Linked DNA regions of Homo sapiens: region 1 is linked to region 2. A link is a loop called in an ENCODE intact Hi-C map of the cell type or tissue named here. Cell type or tissue: PC-9. All regions are shown on one strand. Each heading gives the region's core, and the rest is flanking DNA. Links, peaks and the distances in the headings are about the cores only. Region 1 holds the start of LCIIAR (lung cancer immune cell infiltration associated lncRNA). Region 2 overlaps TJP1 (tight junction protein 1).

Region 1 (8,591 bases), core at 1-8,000, 62 kb before region 2:
CAGGTTGGCAAACACAGCCATGTGCTGACAGGGTGGCACACCCCGACTCCATGCGGACAGAACCTCCTGGGCTCCGGACCCTTCCAGACCTAGCCCTGGCTGTTCGTCTGTGTCCATGGTAATAAACTGGTAATAGTAAATAAGTGTTTTCTTGGTTTCTATGAGCTGTTCTAGCCAATTATTGACCTGAGGGAGGTGGGGATTGTAAGAACCTCCTGACTTTGTAGCCAAGTCGGACAGAAGTGTAGGTTCTCTGAGTACCTAAGACTTGGGACTGGCGTCTGCGGTGTAGGTGATCTTGTGGGACTGAGCCCTTGAACCTGTTCAATCTGACATTAGTTAGTGTCAGAATTGAATTGAATCATAGGACACTCAGTTGGTACTGAGAACTGGCTGGTGCGGGAAAAAATCCCACATTTGGTGTGAGAAGTGTTTGAGTAAAAACAGCTCAAGCCCATTCTTCATTTCTCAGCAGGGTGGCTTTTGTTTGCTTTGCTGTTCCAACATTTCATTACTCATCTGGGTCCCAATGGGCCTTTATTAAGAAAAGAAACCTTTTAACATAAAAATTGGCTCCAGATCTGAGCCACTCATTTCCCCTGAACCTCTCTGGGGTCCTTGTGGGCTTTCTGTTTGGACAGGTGATCCCAGCGATTCTCCCAGCTTCAGAGGCTGAGAGGCTGTGATCCCCATCAAAGGCAGCACATGCCACAGTGTCCCCCAAGGAGCCCCCGTCTGCCTTGAATTCCACCTACAGTGGCACAGAATTGGCAGTGGGCACAGCTGGCTGCCATGGCTTCCAGGGGCTGGAAGGAGACGGTTTACTGCAGGGATTCTTTTTTTGTTTGTTTGTTTGAAACAGCATCTCACTCTGTCGCCCAGGCTGGAGTGCAGTGGCGCCATCTTGGCTCACTGCAACCTCTGCCTCCTGGGTTCAAATGATTTTCATGCCTCAGCCTCCCGAGTAGCTGGGATTACAGGCACACACCACCATACCCGGCTAATTTTTTTTATTTTTAGTAGAGAGGAGGTTTTGCCATGTTGGCCAGGCTGATCTCAAACTACTGGCCTCAAGTGATTCACCCGCCTTGGCCTCCCAAAGTGCTAGGATTACAGGCATGAGCCACCGCGCCCGGTTTACTACAGGGATTCTTATCCAAGGGCCTATGGATCCCACAATGGCATGTACAATTTTTATTTTTAAGGTCTTCTTTTCTGAGGAAATCAGTTGTCCAATTTTCAAATGGGTCCTTGACTACCCTCAAAGGTTAAAAATGATTTCCAGGTGAAAAATAAAGAAAAACACTGTTGCATTCTCTATTTTTTTTTTCTAAAAGTCAAATCAAGTATGGGAAATTCCAGTTATCCAGGGTGCCTCAACCAGGGAGCTTCTGGCTGCTTGAACATGGAGTCACCACACACGGTCCATGTGTAATTGCCCAATGGGCTCTCCATACCCACTGCCTAGACAGAGCCGATTTATCAAGACAGGGGAATTGCAGTCGAGAGTTTAATTCACGCAGAGCCGGCTGCACAGGAGACTGGAGTTTTATTACTACTCAAACCAGTCTCCCTGAAAACTTGGGGATCTGGGTTTTTAAGGATAATTTGGTGGGTTGGGGGGGTTGGAAAATGGGGAATGCTGATTGGTTGGGTAGAAGATAAAATTGTTGCTGGAAAGGGGTCCCAATCCAGACACCAGGAAAGGGTTCTTGGATCTCACGCAAGAAAGAATTCAGGGCAAGTCCATCAAGTTGGTGACTCCATAGGCAGGGCAGTGGCATGAGCTGCTCGAGGGAGTATACTTAGTTACTTCTTGATTATATGCTAAACAAGCGGTGGATTATACACGAGTTTTCCAGGAAAGGGGAAGGCAATTCCAGGAACTGAAGGTTACTCCCTCTTTTAGACCATAGGGGGTAACTTCTGGACGTTGCCATGGCATTTGTGAACCGTAATGGTGCTGGTAGGAGTGTCTTTTAGCATGCTAAACATTATAATTAGAGTATAATAAGCAGTGAGGATGACCACAGCTCATTATACTCTAATTATTAAAAGACGTCGCCATCTTGGTTTTGGTGGGTTTTGGCCAGCTTCTTTACCACATCCTGTTTTATCAGCAAGGTCTTTATGACCTGTATCTTGTACTGACCTCTTACCTCATCCTGTGACTAAGAATGCCTAACCTCCTGGGGATGCAGCCCAGCAGGTCTCAGCCTTATTTCACCCAGCCCCTACTCAAGATGGAGTCGCTGTGGTTCAAACACCTCTGACAAAATCACGGAAAGTCGAAGCTGTCCTCTTTTGCTGAATCAGTTCCTGGGTAGAGGCCACAGGATCCCATGTGGTGCCAGCTGATCATCGATCATCATGTGCAGGGTCTACAAATCATCTCAAGCACTGATCTTAGGCCTTACCATAGTGAGTTTATTCTCAGGAGCAATTTGGGATGGCTCAGAATCTTGGAGTCTCCAGATGCATGACTCCTAAACCCTAATTTCTAACCTTACAGCTAATTTGTTAGTCCTGCAAAGGCAGTGTAGTCCCCAGGCAAGAAGGGAGTTTGTTTTGGGAAAGGGCTGTTATTGTTTTTGTTTCAAAGCAAAACAATAAACCAAGTTCCTCCCAAAGTTAGTTCATGCCCAGGAATGACAAGGACAGCTTGGGGGTTGGAAGCAAGATGGAGTCAGTTAGGTGAGATCTCTTTCACTGTCATAGTTGTCTGTTATAATTTTGCAAAGGCAGATCTACCATTTCTCTGAAGGTTGAGTTTGGGATGTGGTAGCCTTTGAGTACCCGTCCTGTTGCTGTGTGTGTGTTCAGGGCAATCCAGGAAATCTGGAGAAACCAGAGTGTGTGGTCCCCCTTCCCCATTTCTCTAGTGGATCAGGTAGGAGGGTGACTGAGGAAATGTGTCCTGGGATACTTCCTGCCTCCCAGGGTGTGTGGGACTCAGCCCTTCCCCAGCCTGCAGAGGATGGGGGGGGGGGGGGGCTTTGCCAGCAGTCAAGTCCTGTGCCCCAGGGGACCAGGAAGCCTGTATCAACTCCTCGCTACCCCAGCCAGAAGCAGCAAACGCTCCACCCTGTCCTGCTGCCTGATGGGCAGAGTTGTTTTTTTTGTTTTTGTTTTTGTTTTCAGACACAGTCTCATTCTGTCGCCCAGGCTGGAGTGCAGTGGCGCAATCTCAGCTCACTGCAACATCTGCCTTCCAGGCTCAAGCGATTCTCCTGCCTCAGCCTCCCGAGTAGCTGGGACTACAGGTGCCCGCCACCATGCCCAGCTAATTTTTGTATTTTTAGTTGAGACGGGGTTTCACCATGTTGGCCAGGATGTTCTCGAACCCCTGACCTCGTGATCCGCCCGCCTCGGCCTCCCAAAGTGCCGGGATTACAGGCGTGAGCCACCGCGCCCGGCTTGAGCACAGACTTTTAATCAGATTTTTTCTTTCTTTAAATTCCTGTGAGACCAGCCGCCTGAGGGATTAAGAATATCGAGGGATGGAAGGGAGAGTAAAAGAACGGGCACTTTTCCCTAGGGAAAAGGAGGCATGCCGGGGGGGCGGAGGGAAGGAGGGGGTGTGGAGGAGGGAAGGAGGGAAAAGGGGGAGGGAGGAGAGGGAGGAGGGGGCGCGGAGGAAGGGGCGGGCTTCCCCCTGCCGGCCTCCCTTCCTTCCCCGCTGCCTCCGCCTCTCGCACTAGCGCCCCGCACCTGTGGCGCCCCTGCTCCGCCCAGTCCCGCGGCCTCCTCGCCCCTAGTCCCCGGCGCTCCCCGCCCCTTCCCGTGGGATCCGCCCCTCCGCCAGCCCCGCTGGCTTCCCCTCTCCGCCACCCCGGACTCAGAACCTCCCCTCCCCCGCCGGGGCCTGGGCGCGCCTGCCCTTCGCTCCCCGACCTCCTGCTGCAGCTCTGGGCCCCTCGGCCGCTCCCTCCCCTCCTCCCTTGCTCACCCCACGGTTGGCCGCGGATCTCCAGCACGCCGCCCCAGTCCTCGGCGTCCCGCAGCGCCTGCCAGGGTCGCCGAGCCTCCCCTGCCTCCTGGCCGCCTCTGCAGTGCCGTCCTCCCGGGGCTGGCTCTCTCCCCAGGCCCCCGCTTTGGCCACCCAGGCACTTTCCGCCCTGAGCGTGGCAGCTGCTGCCGGGGGTCCTGGGACCGCGGGATGGGAACTCCCACGCAGCGTCCCACAGGCTCCTGGCCGCCGCGAGCCCGCGCGACTCGCACGAGCATGTCCACCCGCAGCGAGGGGCCGGTCACTGCTACGGAGCCCGCCAGAAGGCAAAGCCCCAGACAGCAAATAGGGAGGCGGCTGGCACCCAGGGAGGCCGAGGCGGGAGGATCGCTGGAGCCCAGGAGTTCGAGACCTGCCTTGGCAACATAGTAAGACGCCCCCCCACCCCCCGCCCACCATCTCTACAATAAATTTAAGAATTAGCCTGGCATAGTGGCGCGCGCCTGTGGTCCCAGCACTTCGGGGAGGCTGAGGTGGGAAGATCACCTGCGCCCAGGACGGTCGAGGCTGCAGTAAGCCGAGATCGCGCCACTGCACTCCAGCCTGGGCGACAGAGCCCAGACCCCGTAACAAAGCAAAAATGAAGGAGGCGGCGGTTTACTTCTGGAATAACTGCAGAAGATCATCAAGTGCAGGGAGCTGTGGAACTCCCGGGCGCCCAGCCCTCGGCGCCCCTGCACCCTCAGCCGTAGAGCTGGGGTGTTCCGGCCCGGAGGGATAGGGGTTTGCAGGGTGCGTGAGCGCCGAGGCTGCCCGCGAGGCGAGAGAATTGCGGGGGGAGGCAGGGAGGCCGACGGGGAGGGCCTGGGAGGCTGCACGCGCAGCGGGGACCCGGCTTTGTCCCGAGCAGTTTCCAGGTAAGAGCTGAGAGGAGGGGAGGGAGGGAGAGGAGGAGAACCAGGCCCGGATTTTCCCGCCTGGGGTCAAACCAAAGCAAACAAACCAAAGTGGTGTGTCCAAAGTGATGCGCCTCACAGGTGCCTTGCTTCTGCCCCTGCCGGAGTTGAGGTTTGGAGGAAGGGCACTGTGCTGAGTCCCAGCGGGGGTTTTGTAAATGCTGCGGTATTGGTCTCTCACGGTTCACGGAGCAATCACCACACTTGCTTGACCTCCTGGAAAGCCTTACTCTCTTTTTATAATTAAAAACAATTTTTTTTGGCCGGGTGCGGTGGCTCATGCCTGTAATCCCAGCACTTTGGGAGGCCCAGGCCGGCGGATCACCTGAGGTCGGGAGTCGGAGACCAGCCTGACCGACGTGGAGAAACCCCATCTCTACTAAAAATACAAAATTAGCCGGGCGTGGTGGTGCATGCCTGTAATCCTAGCTACTCAGGAGGCTGAGGCAGAAGAATTGCTTGAACCCAGGAGGCGGAGGTTGCAAGTGAGCCAAGATTGCGCCATTGCACTCCAGCCTGGGCAACAAGAGCGAAACTCTTGTCTCAAAAAAAAAAAAGAAAAAATTTTTTTTTAGCGACAGGGGTCTCACTATGTAGGCCAGGCTAGTCTCAAACTCCTGGGCTCAAGTGTTCCTCCAGCCTTGGCCTCCCAAAATGTTGGGATTACAGACATGAGTCACCGAGCCCAGCCAGCCTTACTGTTCAGAATGATGTCACATCTTTGTGGACTGTTGAAAATAAGGTTGTCTTCCTCAGTCTCCTAGAAGCCCCAAAATAGCCATGCAGATGTCCAAGCAGTTCTGGTTTGATTATCAAGGAGCATGTGTAAAATAGCTACGTGTGAATGGGGTCTCTGCAAATGGAAACTGGCGGGGGAGGCTCAGGACTCTTAAGAGGTCTGCAGGAGAAAGTGCATAATGAACACACACCCATGGCCTCTCCCCATGTGCCAGGGCATCCTCCCACACAGGCCGAAAGTGCTCTGCAGAACAAAGTGCTTTTGGTCCACAAAACGCCTCCCAGCTCTTGCCTGCAAAGGGAAGAAAGGATAGCTGAGAATCATGAAGCAGAATGCCGGGAGATTTATGGAAACCCCCTCTGATAGCTCAATCTAATTGCAGCTCCCTCCAGCGTGCCAAATGCTGCTAATGGACAGCCGCTCCTGCCGCTCTGATGTTGCTAGACCTCCTCAGCACTCAGCCCAAGGCAGCCAGGAAGAATGAACGAATGGTGATTCAGAGGGAAAGGAGGAAGCTGCGTGGCATTTCAGAGATACTTATTTTAAAACTGCTGGTGGCCATGTCTTCTTTTCATATCAGAGCTAATGAGTTTTGATATGTGAACATTTCTTCTCCTTCATAGGTAATGTGTTGATTTGGCACTTTAATCTTAGAATAATCATTTCTAAAACCAACCCAACTGCTTTTCTTTACAATTTTGGCCTTAGCAAACAGATGAGTCCGTTGACTTGAGCATTGCTTGGGCACTGTCTGTGTGCAGGTCAGGCAGGGGATGCTGGTGGCTGGGAAACATAGAGGATGGAGGTGTCTTGGGTGTACATGAAGGGGTGGGGTCAAGTCCACAGGGGGTCGGCCCCTGGCAGCAGTCCTGGAGGGCTTCGTGGAGGAAGGGAGAATTGAGTGAGAAAGTGGTCCCCAGGTAAGAGGGAAGAGCATCCAGGGAGAGGAGACTGCTTCTGGGAAGACCAGAGGCATCACCTCGCAGGGGCTGGTATGGTGGTGGCTCAGGTGGGAGGAAGAGAGACCTCAGGGAAAATAACAGGTTCCATTGACAGGAGGCCTGCTCTGGTGGGGAGGCAGGCTGGTGGTGGAGTCATGGCTGCAGGCCAGGGAGATGCCTGACCAACAGGTGTGTTGGCCAGGGTCCCTGTAGCAAAAACACGGAGCTGAGGACCTCATGGCAGGGACCCCATGCAGAGGGAGCCGCGGGTGGCATGGGGATAGTCACCTGGCTCTCCTGCTCTCGGCCTCCTGCAGCTCCCCTCACTCCCTGCCCTGCCACACAAGGTCAAACCCACCAGGAGGCAGAAGGCGAAGGGCGAGGTCCCAGGGTGAGGAGCAGGGAGGAGATGGTGGCAGCAGGGAAGGTGATGCCTGCTGCAGAGTGAGACCTGGGACTGCCAAACACACAGTGACGGGAGCTGAGGAGGCCTGCCGGGGGAGGAAGACAGTGGCTGGCAGTGACAGGAAGGGAGGGTCAGCATGGGGCGGCAGTCCCAGAGCTCAGGGCTCCCTGCCAGGCCAGCCTTTGTGGCCTGTGGGGTGGAGGTGGCAATTGCTGTCATGTCATAAACACGTCAAGCTTACAATGAAATCTCCAGTGTGGCTTGGGAGCAAATACATGTGCAGGTGTTTGAGTATCTGTGCTCTTACCTAACCTCAGGGAGCAGGAAAACGAAAGCTTATCATGTAAACACATCAGCAGCAGGGCTTATGTGTGTCTCCACACTGGAACCCCCAAGACAAGAGACTGGAGGCAGAGTTGATTTCCAAGCCCAGAGTGCTGGGCAGCCTTTGGGTTTTATGTCTGCTTGCTTGGAGCTCAGTGATAGAAATCTAGGCCCCAGAAGAGGAAAGGACTGTCCTGCATAACCAGCACACCCGGGGAATGCTTCAGGTGCAGCTGGATCCAGGCATCCTCAAATAGTGTGATTAGGACTCCACTTTCCTTTGTCACCTTGGCTTGGCTCTTCCCTGCTCTGTGTTGTTTTCAGACGAGGTGGGGCCCCAGCAGCTCTGGTCCTCCTGACATCCTAGAGAAGAGCCAGCCCTTCCCTCCTGGGGTCTACACCGTCCCCTAAGGGACCTCAGACTGGGCTGATGGAAGGTCTCAAGCAGGCCATGTGAAGGGCACTGCACAGGAAACACAGAAACGGGAATCCTATAAGGTCAGCAGAGCTCTGAGCCCTTTGTTCTTGGGCCTGTTTTTATGATCCTCCCTCTACATGTAGCTCACACTTCCCTGCTTCTGTGCAGGCACCAGGTGAGGGGGTTGTCATGGCCTCCTGCCACTCTTGAGGCTGTCAGATATTACCTGTGCTGTCCCTGCATTCTCAAGCTCCAAATTGTCAACTAAGAAATGGTCACTTAAAAAGAGAAAAGTGAGGCCGGGCACGCTGGCTCATGCCTGTAATCCCAGCACTTTGGGAGGCCAAGGCAGGCGGATCACCTGAGGTCAGGAGTTGGAGACCAGCCTGGCCAACATGGTGAAACCGTGTCTCCACTAAAAATACAAAAATCATCCAGGAGTGGTGGCGGGCACGTGTAATCCCAACTTACTTGGGAGGCTGAGGCAGGAGAATTGCTTGAACCTAGGAGGCAGAGGTTGCAGTGAGTCAAGATCATACCACTGTACTCCAGCCATGGCGACAGAGCAAGACTCCGTCTCAAAAAAAAAAAAGGATTTCTGAAATGGACGAAGTTTTTTTCCACTGGCGGTGCCATCAGTGATCGTGTCTGTTCCACTGTGAAGTCGGTCGTGAGCTCTGTGACGTTTCCCTCTCAACTCAAGGCTTTTTTCTTCCGCTTATGGGTGTAGTCCAAATGGTTGGGATGAAAATCGTTTCACAGATAAAGAAATCTACAAGCCCAATCGTGGTGTAAGAAAAAAACTTTAAAACTCTGTCGTTCAGAAGGAAATCAGGAATAAGAATTTCTCCTTTGAGA
Region 2 (8,628 bases), core at 433-8,432:
CCAGTTTTCCATTGTACAAGGTATCCACAACACGGAACACCTCTCCTTTGTTAAAACTAAGTCCATAGGGAGATTCCTTTTCATATTCAAAATGGGTTCTAATATAGAAAGAATCTCCTACATCTGATTCTACAATGCGACGATAAACTAAAAGGAATAAAAACAAACACATTATCAATATTTAGTGGGATAACAATCTGAAAGACAGTACATTATGTAAAGATGCTATGATAATATCAATAATAATATCCAACAAATTCTTACTATGTGCCAGGTACTGTATTATTTCATGTATTCATCACTGTAAGAATTGAAACTCTTAGTACTTCCATTTTGCAGATGAGGAAACTGATGCAGAAAATACATCAAGTAACTTGTCAAAAGCCACATGCTTGTTTTCTATTATATCATCTAACTTATCTGCAAACATTATAGACATTTCCATATCTAAATCAGCAGTTCTCAAATAAAGGTAATTTTATCCCTCGCCATCCAACATTGGACATTTGCCAATATGCAGTTTTGACTGCCCCATCTGTGTACTGAAAGGGTAAGGGGTGTGTGCTAGTGGCATCTCATCTAGTGAGCAGAGGCTAGGAATGCCCCTAAACATCCACAATACACAGGACAGCCCCTAAAACCACATTATTTGGTCCAAAATGTCAACAGTGCCAAGGCTGAGAAACCTGGCTCTAAGTGAAAATTGTATCACAGAAAAAATGGAGTTTTCTCTTGAATTAATGCTAATAAACATCTGAGTGTATTGCTTAGAAACATCAGTACAAAATCTGAAAGCTGCTCATATATACTTTTGTATGGTTCTGATGGCTAATAAATCAACACTTTCTATCACTTGTAAAGGGTTGGATGGCATTTTATTTAAATTAGAATACTATAAAGGTTAGTCCTATTAGCATGCTCTGCTAATGAGAATCATCTGAAATTCTGTGCTCCTAAATGACTTAGAATTACATAACTTTCTTTGAGATTAACAAATTCATTCATCACTCAACTATGAGTGACTTATTTTTTAAAAATGGAATAAATCCCTTTGTAAGTCCTCAAACTCTACAGGTTTATCTCCTCCATTTTCTGACAGCATCTCACCATCCTTCTTCTTCTGAGCCAATATGGTCACTTCTTCTCCTTTAGGGAGGTCAAGCAGGAAAAGGACGGCTTCTTCTCTTATGATATTTGTAAAATCTACGTTGTTTACCTAATAAATAAGATTTCATAAATCATTCTTGGCTGTTTAAGAATATGAAAATAACATACGCAGGACACAGATACTCTCAGTCTACCTAATTTGAAAATATCACATCTTTTTTTTTTTTTGAGACAGAGTCTCGCTCTGTCGCCCAGGCTGGAGTGCAATGGCACGATCTCAGCTCACTGCAACCTCCACCTCCCAGGTTCAAGTGATTCTCCTGCCTCAGCCTCCCGAGTAGCTGGGATTGCAGGTGCCCACCACCACACCCAGCTAATTTTTTTATATTTTTAGTAGAGATGGGGTTTCACCATGTTGGGCAGGTTGGTCTCAAACTCCTGACCTCAGGTGATCCGCCCGCTTTGGTCTCCTAAAGTGCTGGGACTACAGGCATGAGTCACCACACCCGGCCGAAAATATCACATCTTTTAAGACCAAAAACTTTATTTTACTTTGGAGAAAAGAATACACTCTAATTTTAAAAAAACAGAAACAAATAAAGTGAGTTAAAGGTATAAATTTATTTAAATAGTATTCAGTGTGTCCTGACATTAAAGATCTGTGTAAAATTTAACCAGTTTAGATGAAAAAAGGTAACTTTTTACAAGTTGCTGAGAAAAAAAATCAAAAGAAAATGGGACTAAAAAGACAATCTGCACTGTAGCAACCCTGTAAGAGCATCTGTGTAATGCAGGCTCAGTGTTTGCCAAGTTAATATTTACTTCTATTAGAAGCTTCTAAATGCCAAAATGAACTTATTAAAATGTCACCAGTGACTGTGTGCAGGATTACAGGCAGGTTTTCTTCTTTCCACCTTTTGGAAATTTTCCAGATTAAAAAAGAAAAAAAAAAACCCTAGAAACAAAAAAACCTGACACGCACCACTTACTTTTATGATACAAAACAAAAGTGAACTATTAAGAAACATTTTTTAGCCAGGCGCAGTGACTCATGTCTGTAATCCCAGCACTCTGGGAGGCCAAAGTAGGTGGACTGCTTGAACCCAGGAATTTGAGACCAGTCTGGGCCACGTGGTGAAACCCTGCCTCTACAAAAAATACAAAAATTTGCCACGTGTGGTGGCTAATGCCTGTGGTCCCAGCTACTCAGGAGGCTGAGGGGAAGAATGTTTGAGCCTAGGTGTTTAAGGCTGCAGTGAGCCGTGATCACACCACTGCATTCCAGCCTGGGTGACAGTGAGGCGCTGTCTCAAGGAAAAAAAAAAAAAAAAAAGAAAGAAACGTTTAAAAAAATGTATGCCCTGATTACTTCAAAACAGGGTTAAGAGATGGGTAAGAAAATAGGTCTCTTTACTTTCCTTGGTATAGTGAACGTTATTATACATGTTGTATTTAAATGTTTTTGACCTAACTTGATTGACAACAATGTAAACATCATCAGAAAGAATGACCATATCAGATCAGATGGAAATAGGTCTGAAGTCACCATGATGCCTTGACTTTTTGACATGCTAAGTTTGAAGGGAAAAGGAGGAGGATTCAATGAGAAAATGACAGAGCTCAGGAAATTGCTAAGTGAAAAGACTTTGATTACGAGCTGCTCACTTGAGCAACCAAACCCAAGAAAGAGGCAGTGTAGCAAGAGAAGCAGAGAGTTACCAACATTCTCCAAGTTTTAAAAGTATCAGTAAAGAGGCAGGAAAAGAATAAAAAAATGTACCAGAATGGCAGTATTATGGAATCTAAGGAAAAAAGTACTTCAAAAAAGATTAAGACAGTCAAAACGCTGCTAAAAAATAAAGGAAAATGAGGCTTGAGGATGACATTAACTCAGCAATGGCTTATTGAAAACTGAGCTTCAGTGTGGTGAAGGTGGAAGCCAGGCTGCAAAACTGTATGACCACAATGATTGAAAAGAAAACAGGCAAGGGCCTCAACCACATCCTTCAACAAGTTAAACAGCAAAAAAGGACAAATAAGACAGTGGAAGATAGATGAAGAACCAGTGGAGAGAGAAAGACAAGAAAGTGAACAAAGCTACAAGATTCTGGAGCAGACAGGAGGCTGAATCCAGGACACTGGCAAGAGGCAGGCTGAGTACAGAAAGAGACCAGAATAGAGAGGCCACGGCAAAGACTTTGTGGTAGAGAAGCAGAATAAATGTAGGAGCTCACAATGGACAGATACCTTCTGATTAAAATGGGACATAGTTTAATCTAGCAAATCAAATGGAGGTTTGGATATTTTAAAAAGAAACAGGAGACAGATTAAGATGGTACTATGTCACTAGGTGAAACCGTTTATGGGGAAGGAAGGGAGGACTCTATAGACTCTACTGATACTCTGCATCTAACCTGGGCTTTCCTGATTTGTGTAACTAATCCTGTCTCTTGTGGAGTATGAAGTTTCAAAGCCAGGCAGCTTACACATTTGCCTTTGATGTGAATTCCATCTCCCTGTGTCTGAGCCATTATCTGGGGTTAAAAAGGTCCCAGAGGTTGTGTGGATTGCTTCAAGATGACTCATATGGGAGAGGAACACTTGATGTTGCTTGCTGCCAAGTTGTGGCCCATGGCAGAGTCCTGCCAGTCTGAATGTTTAGTTGAACTTCCAAAGACTACCTGGTAGATATTATCATCGGGATATAAGACTTATTTTCTTTTATTTCCATGAACACGAGTGGTAGAAATGAAATGTTACATTCTTTACTAACACAAAATATAGCAGTAAACAAGAGCAAGATACAAGAATGGGAAGTGAGAAGTCCAGCATAAGGTAGACCTGATGGATTTTGACTTTCAAAGTTTAACTGGCTCAATGGAGACTGCTTACAGATTACAATCTAATTACAATAGTAAGCTTGTTGTTTGATACCTTTTTCTGGTGATCCAAATACTTTTTAACCCACATAAGTTGCAATACTGACATACCCTGAGAATTTGATCACCTTCCTCTAAGCCTTCCTTGGCTGCAGGGCTATCTTCTAGAACGCCAGCTACAAATATTCCAACATCATTTCCACCAGCCAGCCGCAAACCCACACTATCTCCTTTTCTGAATTTTACCAATTTCATGCTGGGCCTGTTAAAACAGATATTTCATTTGAAACAGTTAAGAAGAGCTTAAAACGTTATAGCAATCACTACAGTGAAAACTATATTCAGAATTAAATAAAGAACCATCATTTCTAAAACTTCTCTCATACCACTATTTTACTAAATAAAATTTAGTGTTAGAATTCAAATCAGACTTAATAACACTATTTTCTGATTAACAGTTTTGGAATATTCAAATTTAATATGCAAGTACTATTTTACATAACTAATTTATAAAATTACTTTGTAAAACAATGTTTTCTCAACTCTCAAAGAGTTATGGTACATTCCAAATGGCTAAAAACATCTTCCATTTTTTCCACCCCAATTCACACATCATTTCTATTAATAACTGAAAAGTCAAATTTTTTAAAATAAAGGTAGAAATTGAAGTATAAATTGGCTAATTTTCCTAACACGATGGACTCAAAATAAGGCTCCAAGCATTGTGATTTCTACATGTAACAGAGAGTGATTTTTAAAAAAACTTTGCAGTTGGTGGAGTCTTTCAGTAGTTCACAGAGTAGTTCACTTACTCTGCTGCCCCTCTGAGTTTTACAATACAAATCATATAGTCATTCAGCCTTTCTACATTAGCCCCATATCCATTCTGTCCCTTTCTAGTTCTCTGAATGGAAAAAAAAAATAATGCATACACACCCACCTCTAGCATCAGTGTAGTGTTGAAACCTTGTGACATTCCTTAAAACAAATACTAAAGGATGCCTTCTAAGAACTGACTGGATAGAAACAGACTGTAATTAAAAATTACCCACTATATTTCCCTTCTAGGGATTCATAAGTACTCTCACATTCCTAGCAAGAAAATACACTATTTTACCTATTCTGACAAGAAGTGTAGAAAAAAATCCCTATACTCTTTATTATGTAATACTAACCAAATTATTAGAAACTAATAGATAACAATAACAACAACAACAACAAAAAGTCAAATAAATGAATGAAATGTGTTGAGGAAGGAGAGATTTCTAGTCTCTTTAAGCCAACTAAAGAGATCGCCTTAACTTTCAGAACTTACTATTTATTCATTTCTGATTGGGTTACCTGACCTGGAACTAACATCAGCTAGTCATAAAAGTAAGAGCCTGAGAAATCAGATGAGGTCTCTCACTGGCTGGTGGCATCCTTGATCCCTCCATGAAACTATTTACCAGCTTTACTACAAATGGTCCAAGCCCCTTGGTTGTAGTGGTATCCTAGCCAGGTCAAAAGCATTCTCATAGATTCCTCTCCTAAACCCATTGTACTGAAACCTCTTTAAATATTTCCTCAAAGTCCTTAAGACTCCAGGTCTCAGTTGGGTGTGGCAGCTCAAGCCTATAATGCCAGCACTTTGGGAGACTGAGGCAGGAGGACTGCTTGAGCCTAGGAGTTTGTTCCCAGCCCTGATCAACACAGCAAGACCCTGTCACTACTAAAAAAAAAAAAAAAAAAAAAAAAAAAATTAGCTGGGTTTCGTGGCTCGTTGCCTATAGTCCTAGCTACTCCGAAGGCTGAGGTGGGAGGATTCCTCGAGCCTAGGAGTTTGAGGTTATGGTGAGCAATGATCACACCATTATACTCTAGCCTGGGTGACAGAGTGAGGCCCTGTCTCTTTAAAACAAAGCAAAACAAAAACAAAAACAAAAGATAGGACTTTGGAAATCCTCTTCTAACCCTGACCCATCTAATGTGCTTCAAAAAGCAAAAACAACTGAGCACAGTATCCACCCTTTAGTAAAACATGGCTTCTGAAAACCACTGTTAGAAGACAGCTTTAGGCCATATCTCACCAACAGTGTCATGTGCCTTAGATGACTGACATTTTATACTTTGTCCTGCCTGCATTATATTAACTACTTGCAGTAGCAAAACAGACTCACTAACTTCTGCATCAAATCCATTCATTGGCTTTAAATGAAAAACCAAACCTTTCCTGGCACAGCTACTAATCCTGTCCACGTCCTCAAATCTTCCTTGGTATTTGTTCTCCCAGGGAAGGAGGTCTCTGGAATTTTTCTTTTTTCTTTTTTGAGATGGAGTTTTGCTCTGTCACCCAGGCTGGAGTGCAGTGGCGCGATCTCGGCTCACTGCAAGCTCCACCTCCTGGGTTCATGCCATTCTCCTGCCTCAGCCTCCCGAGTAGCTGGGACTACAGGCGCCCGCCACCACGCCCGGCTAATTTTTTTGTATTTTTAGTAGAGACGGGGTTTCGCCGTGTTCAGCCAGGATGGTCTCAATCTCCTGACCTGGTGATCTGCCCACCTCGGACTCCCAAAGTGCTGGGATTACAGGCATGAGCCACTGCGCCCGGCCAGTCTCTGGAATCTTATCATTACAGTTTCCTAAACCTCAAACACTTACACAAGTTTTCAAGCAATTCCCAAGAAAGGAAAAGAAGGGGACTATCTATGCCTGCACAATTTATAAAAGGTTGAATTATCAATTACCTAATATTAAAATTGTACAGTTTTAAACTTGTAAAAACCCCATCTCTTTCAGGAACTACTTCTATCTACCTAGCTGGGTCTAAATCTAACCCACTTGAGGAAATCTGCCAATTTTCTTTTTTTTTTTGAGACGGAGTCTCGCTCTGTCACCCAGGCTAGAGTGCAGTGGTGTGACCTCGGCTCACTGCAAGCTCCGCCTCCTGGGTTCACGCCATTCTCCTGCCTCAACCTCCCGAGTAGCTGGGACTATAGGCGCCCAGCTAATTTTTTGTATTTTTAGTAGAGATGGGTTTTCACCATGTTAGCCAGGATGGTCTTGATCTCCTGACCTCGTGATTCGCCCGCCTCGGCCTCCCAAAGTGCTAGGTTTACAGGCATAAGCCACTGCGCCCGGCCCGGAATTCTGTCAATTTTCAATTATTCACATCATGTCCCCTTTACCAGTGCCAATAAAAAACTAATTTGGGCTGGGTACAGTGGCTCACATCTGTAATCCTAGCACTTTGGGAGGCTGAGGTTGGTGGACTGCTTGAGCCCAGGACTTTTAGACCAGCCTGGGCAATGCGGCGAAACAAAACCCCGTCTCTACTAAAAATACAAAAATTAGCTAGGTGTGGTGGTGTGTGTCCTTTCATCCCAGCTACTCAGGAGGCTGAGGTGGGAGGATTGTTTGAGCCCAAGAGGCAGAGGTTGCAGTTAGCCGAGATTGCACCACGGCACTCCAGCCTGGGCGACAGAGCAAGACCCTGTTTAAAAAAAAAAACTAACCAAACAAACAAAAAACTAATTTGATAATCATGATGGTTTGAAATTTGTTTACAAATTTACATCTCAATTCTACCAAGTATATAATGTAAAGTAATGAAAGGTGTTAAGATAGTAAAAACTTACTTTTGGGTTGCTAACTACCCTAGAACAGGTTCTCAACCAATCTCAACCATGATTTTGCCCCCAAGGAAACATCTGGCAATGTCTAGAGATAATTCTAATTGTCACAACTAGGGGACTGCTACTGGCATCTAGTGGCCAGGATTGCTGCTAAACATGCCACAATGCACAGGACAGCCCCTCACAACAAATGCTTACCTGGCCCAAAATGCCACTAGTGCTGAGATTGAGAAACACTGATTTTTTTTTTTTTTTAATGCTCCATTGGAAAGCTGTGGAAATTCTGATGTCTGAATAGAATTTTTTTTTTTTTCTAATTCCTAATTTAAAAGCTAGGCAGGAGACAGCGGTGAGAAAGAAAGCATCCAAAAAGTTCCTTTGTTGTCTAATTTCTAACTCACTATCATATATAAGTAGCAGAATGTTAAATATAAAAATAATCATAGTATTAGGTGGTATGTACTATTTTAAAAAATATATGCAATATGGTTTACAATTAAATTCCTACTCTGAATAATGTTAATAATGAACAAAGAAAACAATACAACTTTAAAATTGTATTACCGAAGAATCCCATCTTCATGAGTTGAATTAGGTAGGACACCATCAGATGGACTGACAGGTAAATCCACATCTGGTTGCCCAACTTGGGCATACACAGGCTTTGGTTCTAAGAAAAAAAAAATTGAGTAGGACTCACTTTAGAAAAACATGGAATAATAATGCAAGCAACCAAGCAATATATGATTCATAAGTTCAGAGAACCTGATGAGGAACATATCTACCATATGTATTAGAGTACATTTTATAGTAATAAATTCTGAAGTCTTTATAACAAGTAGGTATGTTACACAGTCACCTGTGTTTTCCATAGTTCCAGCAATCAGAATTTGAAAAATCTATTCTTTAAGAACGAATAACAAAAAATAGATATGAGAAGAGAGAATTCCTACACTTCCCAGTTAAGACTGCCAAAGTAGCTACCTTTCCTCATTATGATAAAATGTTTTTAAATAACCATATTTCTG

Evidence for each region. Hi-C counts contacts between places; a loop is a spot of excess contacts. Peaks named below come from ENCODE experiments on the same cell type or tissue, not always from the same donor. Only the 100,000 strongest peaks of a DNase experiment are listed, where the experiment ranks them.
Region 1: a loop joins it to region 2, with 8 times the contacts of the local background. A loop is called at or near these places in 11 of 110 quality-filtered maps.

What each region holds. Positions count from the first base shown.
Region 1 is chr15:29,671,150-29,679,740 of GRCh38, forward strand. LCIIAR (lung cancer immune cell infiltration associated lncRNA) reads left to right here and starts at 3,786. Exons shown (of 2, transcript NR_135221.1): 1 at 3,786-4,377; 2 at 6,027-8,014. It also overlaps a transcript of ENTREP2 not described here. RefSeq lists enhancers at 4,199-4,729, 4,730-5,260, 6,940-7,440. In PC-9, for the core only: no CTCF peak of the experiment used is centred there; no DNase peak of the experiment used is centred there.
Region 2 is chr15:29,733,167-29,741,794 of GRCh38, forward strand. It overlaps TJP1 (tight junction protein 1), which reads right to left. Exons shown (of 28, transcript NM_001330239.4): 10 at 8,165-8,270; 11 at 4,098-4,248; 12 at 1,108-1,216; 13 at 1-147. Among named protein-coding and RNA genes, the nearest start is that of LCIIAR, 63 kb to the left of the region's middle. In PC-9, for the core only: no CTCF peak of the experiment used is centred there; a DNase peak (open chromatin) is centred at 3,655; H3K27ac peaks cover 1,492 bases.